2 separate regions of the Homo sapiens genome follow, and region 2 is linked to region 1. The links are chromatin contacts, found by Hi-C or POLR2A ChIA-PET in ENCODE. All regions are on one chromosome and are shown on one strand. Each heading gives the region's core, a stretch centred on a gene start or an enhancer-like site at or near the end of the contact. The rest is flanking DNA. Distances are from core to core; before and after follow the strand shown. Region 1 overlaps SCN10A (sodium voltage-gated channel alpha subunit 10). Region 2 has its middle 17 kb from the start of SCN10A.

The links. A loop is a pair of places that touch in the nucleus more often than their neighbours do. ChIA-PET counts read pairs that join two places held with the same protein, here RNA polymerase II (POLR2A). Pooled maps may share reads with other maps.
Region 2: a loop to region 1 is called in a map of aorta, with 2.9 times the contacts of the local background. The contact joins two enhancer-like sites. A Hi-C loop is called at or near these places in 5 of 168 maps with a recorded cell type or tissue (aorta, ascending aorta, endothelial cell of umbilical vein and 2 more) and 5 of 50 pooled maps. POLR2A ChIA-PET finds 5 or more read pairs at or near these places in 1 of 52 experiments (Panc1).

The regions. Positions count from the first base shown.
Region 1 is chr3:38,714,952-38,718,885 of GRCh38, forward strand. SCN10A (sodium voltage-gated channel alpha subunit 10) reads right to left here. Exons shown (of 28, transcript NM_006514.4): 21 at 3,702-3,875. Among named protein-coding and RNA genes, the nearest start is that of SCN5A, 67 kb to the left of the region's middle. Within about 2 kb of position 2,685, at least 3 of the 41 ENCODE cell types and tissues checked have a DNase peak (open chromatin) inside an H3K27ac peak, as active enhancers do; they include heart right ventricle, where a contact is called at or near this core.
Region 2 is chr3:38,831,809-38,835,614 of GRCh38, forward strand. No RefSeq gene overlaps it. Among named protein-coding and RNA genes, the nearest start is that of SCN10A, 17 kb to the left of the region's middle. RefSeq lists a silencer at 2,499-2,578. Within about 2 kb of position 2,508, at least 5 of the 41 ENCODE cell types and tissues checked have a DNase peak (open chromatin) inside an H3K27ac peak, as active enhancers do; they include heart right ventricle, where a contact is called at or near this core.

The DNA.
Region 1 (3,934 bases), core at 1,435-3,934:
TCCTGGCAGTTAGGTGGGATGCACACAGGAGCTTCAGAAAAGAAGGGCTTTATACTTGAGTGGCAGAGCCCCAAGCAATGTCCATTCTTTGGATGAGTGGCTTATTGCACCAGGACAAAGAACCGGAATGGAAGGGACCCTCTTCCTTCATTCATGCAAGGCTCCAGACATCAGCAGGTGAGACCCAGCTGCCTGGGTGCATGAGGGTAGGGAGGTTTGGGGCCAGTTCCATGCTGAACCCTATTCAGTCTTTTGCTCAGCCCCCTGGGAAGTCTGCCTCACATGGATAATCTGCAGCTGGGGCAGACAGGTGCTGTGCCTCTCCAGCAAAGTCTGTCCACCCAAGCCCACCTCCATTCCCACTGCTCAGCCCACTAGCCTCCCAAGTAGTCTCCAGGCCCTAGTACTGCACCATGCATCTATTCTCCACTGCAAATCTGATTATGATCATGTCTTTCTCTTACTCCCAAACATCACTGGTACTTTATCACCCTCAGGATAAACTCCATACTCTGTAGCCTGTGTCATATGGTCACAACCTACTTTTCCAGTCATATTTCACCCACACATTCTACCCAAATCAAATTGTTCCCTGAGCATACTTGTGTCTGTGCCTTTGTTCAAGGTCAGCCTTTAGCTAAGACGGGCCTTCCCCAGTCCTCTCGCAGCTCCTTGGTCCTGCTCATTTCTATGCCCCACATCTAATGCCACCTCCCATAGGAAGAATTCTCAACCACCCCACCCCAAGAGTGGAAGAAGGCTCATGTCTCTGTGTCTCCAAGATACTAATTGCCCCCAGCAGTGCTCAACACATTCACCCTTATAATACATTTATTTCCATGTGTGTCTTGTCTGCTGAAAGACTAAAGTGTAAGATCCTGGAGATAGTGAGTATTTATTCTGTGCTTCTGTTTCTTACAAAGCACTTCATAAGACAATCCTGTATTCAATAGTTAGATGTATAGCAAATGGAAGAAAAATAGGATCATTGGGATGGCTAGAAGGAAAGAAAGAAAGAAGTACAGCTGGATGAAAAGTTGAAGGGTGATTGCATAGAGGGATGAATTAAAGGATACAATGATAAATAGGATAGATTTAATGTATAACATGAATACTATAGTTAATAATAGCATATTGTTTTCAGTATTTTTGCTCGCTGAGTAATTATAGCTGCTCTTGCCACAGGGGGAGAAATGGGTAACTATGTGAGATGATGGATATGTTAATATGTTCCACTATAGTAATCATTTATATATATATATATCTTATAACATCATTTTGTATCCCTTAAAAATTGATATGGTTTGGCTGTGTCCCCACCCAAATCTTATCTTGAATTCCCATGTGTTGTGGGAGGGGAGGGACCCTGTGGGAGGTAAGTGAATCATGGGAGCAGGTCTTTCCCATGCTGTTCTCATGATAGTGAATAAGTTTCATGAGATGTGACGGTATTATAAGGGGGAGTTTCCCTGCCCAACCTCTCTCTTTGCCTGCTGCCATCCACATAAGACGTGACTCGCACCTCCTTTCCTTTTGCCATGATTGTAAGGCTTCCCCAGCCATGTGAAGCTGTAAGTCCAATTAAACCTCTTTCTTTTATAAATTGCCCAGTCTTAGGTATGTCTTTATCAGCAGCATGAAAATAGACTAATACAAATATATACAATAAAATATATTTTTTAAAATTTTAAAAGATAACAGACACAAAAAGATGGATAGGATAGATAGTTGAATGGAAGGATGGGAGAAACAAACAAGAAAGGAAAAGTATGAAAGCAGGGAATAGTGAATGGATAGATGAGATAGGTGGATAAGAGAAGGATGGATGGCTGGGTAAAATGACTAATGCATGAATGGAAAGATGGGGAGCTGGACAGAATAGATGAATGGAATAAATTAGTGAATGACTGGAAGGTTGATAGGATGGATGAATGGATGATGAATGGAAGGGAAAGGGATGAATGAACAGATAAGTGGAAGAAAGGAAGAATAGATGGATAGGTTGAAACAAGAATGGAAAGATAGAAGAATGAGTGGATAGAAGGATGAGTGAGTAGAAGCATGCTTGGATGGAAGATGCGTGAATGAGTGAACAGAATGTTAGATGATTGGACAGTTGGATAGAAGAATGAATCAAAAGATAGAAAGATATAAGGGTTAAGGATGATGAATAGATGGAAGGAAGTTTAGAATAAAAGATTGGGCAGAAGAGAAGAGGGAAAGAAGAATGGGAATGGATGGATGGAAGGGGAGGACTGATGAAGATGTACAGCTGGAAGAAATAAAGATGGATGGATGTTTGGGAGGAAGGAAAAAGGAAGACTGAATGGTTGGATACAAAAGGTGAAATGTATGGAAGGAAGGATGGATGGTTGGAAGGAAGAATCAGTAGGAAGATGGATGAAATGAGTGCATGACCGTTTAAGGTGATTAGGACTGAGACTGGTGAGATCAACATAAGCAGGAGTGACTGTGCCCCCAAAGGGGTGGGACACCGGAATAAATAATTTTCCTTTCATTTATGAATAATTATTTCATATGCACAGAATTATCACCCATGACTCAGATTTCAGGCCTCACAGCTAATCCTTGTGGTACAGTGGCCTGAAGCTGCTAGTGCATTGGCATCAGGGAAGAAGAGAATTGAATGCACAGGCCTGCTATGGAGGACCTGCCAGCACAGGAGGCTGGACAGAATGTTCTGTGCTGAACCTCATCCAGCTTCAGGAGGCAAGCACCAAATACAGACACATTTCCTGACACCTCTGCTGGGCAGACCTTGCTGCTGGCAGCTGCTTGAGTGGGGCAGGCAGAGACCAACACAGCACATGCCTCACCCTGCTTGCAGAAACCCTCAGCTATGCGGCAGTGAACAGATAACTCAGTTAACCATGCTGCAAAGCAAAGAAGGTAGTGGCCTAGACAGTGATAGTGCAATGTGGTGGTTAAGATGAGGAAGAGATGACTGAGGAATCACATGTCTGATGTGTGAGAAGCACACAGTCAATTCTCTAATGCAGGGATTACTGGCCACAGGTTACCATGAGTGTGAACACATGAACTCCAGCTCATTACCTCTCCAAATGCGCCCTCTGTTCTTTTCAATGCCACTGGGGAGGAGGCAGCAGTATAAGCTCAGTGGTTCTAAGCCATGGCTGCACCTTGGAAATGCCTGGGAGCATTTATAAAATACAGGTGCCTGGGCACCACCCAAGACCAATAAGATCAGAATCTCTGGGGTAGTGGTGGTCGGTCACTGCATATTTCATAGCTCCCCAGGTGATTCTCAAGTGCAGCCAGGTGTGAGGACCACAGAACCGCAGGTGGGAAGATTCTCTGTGCTCACAGTTCATGGCTCCCCAAGGTCCAGAAGACCCATCTATGGATGCAGGGCCATAAGACCTCTGAGAGCTGCATGTGTCATCTCACTTTGGATGTAAAAATGCAGAGGATTGCAGGGATCTTTCTGAATGGAGACCTAATAACTCACCTAACAGTCACTATTGTGTCACAGTCACATACTGCCTGGACTTTACCACTCATGGGTGTCAGGGCTATTCTCAGACTCCTCACTAAATGCTCAAAACTTTTCTTTGGAGTAGCCCTTGAGGGCCAGGTCTCTGAGCTTCCTTTGCCCTAGCTGTAGCCAGGAGTCAGAGGGGAGGACCCCAAACCCCACGTGTTCCCACTGAGCCACTCACATTCACAATGAGGAAGTCCAGCCAGCACCAGGCATTGGTGAAGTACTTTTTGAAGCCATAGGCCACCCACTTAAGCAGCATCTCGAACACAAAGATAAAGGTGAAGACCCTGTCAGTGTACTCCAGCAAAGCTTTCACCGTGGGCTTCTGGTCCAGGTAATAGTCTTCAAAGGCCTGGAAGGAAGAAAGGATGCAGAATGGCAGGCTGCCTGGACCCACAGCACTGGGGCCCA
Region 2 (3,806 bases), core at 1,258-3,757, 120 kb after region 1:
AGTCATAAACGACTGATGCTTCCTGATGTCACCAAGTCAATGCTCTTACTGCCTATCTTAGTTTGTTTTGTGCTGCTATAACAGAATACCCAAGAGTGAGTACTTCATAAAGAACAAATTTATTTCACCACAGCTCTGGAGGCTGGGAAATCCAAGATTAAAATGTTGTCATCTGGTGAGGGCTTTCTTTCTGTATCATCACATGGTGAGAAGGCAAAGACAGAGAAAGGCAAAAGGGGGCTGAATTCACCCTTTTGTAAGGGCATTAATCCCACCTATGAGGGCAGAGCCCTCAGGGCCTAACCACCTCTCAAAGGTATGCCTTTTAAAACTGTTACAATAGCAACTAAATTTCAACACAAGCTTTGGAGGGGACAAACATTCAAACCATAGCACTGCCATTGTCCGGAACCTTATTACTCAAATGAGATCCATGTACCAACAGCATTGGCACCACCTGAGAGCTGTGACAAAATTAAGATTCTGGGCTCACCACAGATCTACTGAATCAGATCTGTGTTTTCACGAGATCCTGGGTAATTCATGTGCACATTAAAGTTTGAGAAGCACTTCCCTAAAGAGCTGGGGGTCTGTATCATGAGTGAGGTGACAGAAGGTAGGTGAGACTACCTGAAACACTTCCTCCAGCCTGATTTAAGTATCACGAGAAAGCCATTCTCCTGCTCTCGGCTCAGTCTTCCCACCTGTAACATGAGGGGTCTGACTCAGATTCCTGCTCCATAAATTATGGTTTTGGACCAGCAGCATCAGCATCACCTTGTTAGAAATGCACTCAGGCCCCACCCCAGAGTGACTGAGTAAGAGTCTGCATTTTTGCAGGCTCCCTGGTGATGCATCTATATATTAAAACTTGAAAAATCCTGCATTCAATGCTCTGTGTGCCCTGGAGTAACAGAAATCAAAGTAAGTTAGGCGACTGGTTCCAAGTTCCCAGACTATGATGTGGGTGATGGGAAATGACTGATTCTTGCAGCTTCATGACATAGGTTGAGTGGAGATAAACTCTCTGTGAAGACTCAGTGCCTGGCCGACTACAGGGTCAGGGAGCAGCGAGTGTGGTGAGCCACACCGCTGGTACTGTCCATGCCTGGGCTTGGTCTGGAGTGGGGATCAGGCTTGGGATATTCCTCCTCTGGCAGTTTTCTGGAGCTAGATGGGTAGCTTTAGACAGAAGCAGGAGCTGCAGGCAGGGCCCTGGGGATGGCTGTCGATTGTGCCTTCCATCTTCCCTTCTCTCTCTCCAGGTTGGGTGGGCACACCTGAGGTGCATCCATGAGCAGTGGACACACCAGAGTCAATATCACCTGCATTTTTCAGCCAATAGACACAAGAAAAAATGCTCATGATCACTGGCCATCAGAGAAATGCAAATCAAAACCATAATGAGATATCATCTTATACCAGTTAGAATGGCGATCATTAAAAAGTCAGGAAACAACAGGTGCTGGAGAGGATGTGAAGAAATAGGAACACTTTTACACCATTGGTGGGACTGTAAACTAGTTCAACCATTGTGGAAGACAGTGTGGCAATTCCTCAAGGATCTAGAACTAGAAATACCATTTGACCCAGCCATCCTATTGCTGGGTATATACCCAAAGGATTATAAATCATGCTGCTATAAAAACACATGCACATGTATGTTTATTGCGGCACTATTCACAGTAGCGAAGACTTGGAACCAACCCAAATGTCCATCAATGATAGACTGGATTAAGAAAACGCAGCACATATACACCATGGAATACTATGCAGCCATAAAAAGGATGATTTCATGTCCTTTGTAGGGACATGGATGAAGCTGGAAACCATCATTCTCAGCAAACTATCGCAAGGACAAAAAAACCAAACACTGCATGTTCTCACTCATAGGTGGGAATTGAACAATGAGAACACTTGGACATAGGAAGGGGAACATCACACACCGGGGCCTGTCGTGGGGTGGGGGGAGGGGGAGGGATAGCATTAGGAGATATACCTGATGTAAATGATGAGTTAATGGGTGCAGCACACCAACATGGCATATGTGTACATATGTAACAAACCTGCACGTTGTGCATATGTACCCTAGAACTTGAAGTATAATTAAAATATATATATATATATATATATAACCTGCATTTTCAGCAGCAGAAGGAAGTGGAGCTTACTTCTCCAGTCGACTTGCCACTGAACACTTGGTTGTTAAAAAAGAATCCTTTAAAACTGTTTGATGTTTTGGACTAAATAAAGCTATGCTCCCACTCCAGTTGAGTTTATAATGGAGTCTAATTTTATAAAGAAGCCAATTAATGGCTTTGTAAATATAAATGAAAGGATCCCTGCCTTTTTCTCTTGACCAAAAGGCCGCAGAAGTAAGTCCTGTAAAAATGTCAAATTTTGCTCTAAAGAATGGCAGGACTTCTTCGATGAGAATAACAGGAAATGACTCACAGAGGGCACTCTGAGGCCGCACAGCCATACAAAGGGGCCCCCTGCGCAGTAATGCCTGGCTGCTGGCCCCGGCCAACTGCAGAGAGGAAAGTGCCCCGCCCACGATGGAGGATGCTGTCCATCTCCTCTAGGCAGGGGCTTCTCAGTGGGGCCCCAGGGACTGCTGGCATGCTGGCTTGTAGAGATGAACAACACGTGAGGCTGAGAGCTGAGGAGAGTCAGGATTTGATGCCTCAAGGAAAACTCATCTAGAAATAATGCTAAATTACCCACACAGAACTATCAGTCTAAGGACTATTACCTGTATTGGACTCTCTCTAGCTCTCATCTCCATCCCACTGGACAAGTTGGGTAGGGTTTATTGCAGAGCAGGTGGAGTTCTGGAAGATACCTCTCCTAATTTCTTGTGGACTAACTCAGGCCCGAATCTTTTATTCTGCCATCTAGCTCCCTATCTGCCTCCCTTGTACTTCCCTTCTTCCTTTTCTCCTGTAATCCTTTTTTCCTATTCCCTCCTCAATCCCTGGGCTCTGCCCCATCCAAGATCTCATTGAGATTGGGGGCTCTACCCTGGACTTCCCTGATTTCCAAGTGATGGGTCAGAAGATATTCAGAGGGAACATACCAGTGCAACCACAGCATTGTTAAAATATAGAACTTTTTCCATAGCACTGGTTAAGTGGCAGCCACAGTGAGCCTCAGTATTAATCAGAAAGCAGAATCTGTCTCAGATGGTTCAAGAAACTTTAGTAAAGTGACTATTTCCAGAAGTATAGATGGAGTTACATTAATTATCTATGCTATGTAACAAATCACCCCAATACATTGCAGCTTAAAGCAACAAATATTTATTATCTCTCACAGTTTCCAAGAAGTGAGAATTTGAGAGTGACTTAGCTGGGTGGTTCTGGCACAGGGTCTCCCTCACAAGGTTGTCGTCAAGCTGTCTGCAGGGGCTACAGTCATCTCTTCATCTCAAGACTTGCCCGGGGGCTGCAGGAGCTGTTTCCAAGCTCGGAATTGTTAACAAATTGCAGTTCCTTGCTGGCTATTAGTTAGGCTTCATTTTTTTTTGCCATGGGGGCCTCTCCATAGGGCTACTCGCAACCTGGTGGCCTGCCTTCCCCAGAGTGAATGATCCAAGAGAAAGCAAGCCAGAGGGCAGTCAAGACACAAGTCTCAGTCTGACACCCCCATTACTACTGCTGTCTGCCTCAAACCAAGGCATACAAAACAAACCAGGGATGATGTGGGAGAGACTATTCAAAGGGATAAATAGCAGGAGGCAAAGACCAGCAGGGGCCATCCCAAAGGCTGGCTATCCAGGAGTTAAGGATGTTAGGCACTCAGAG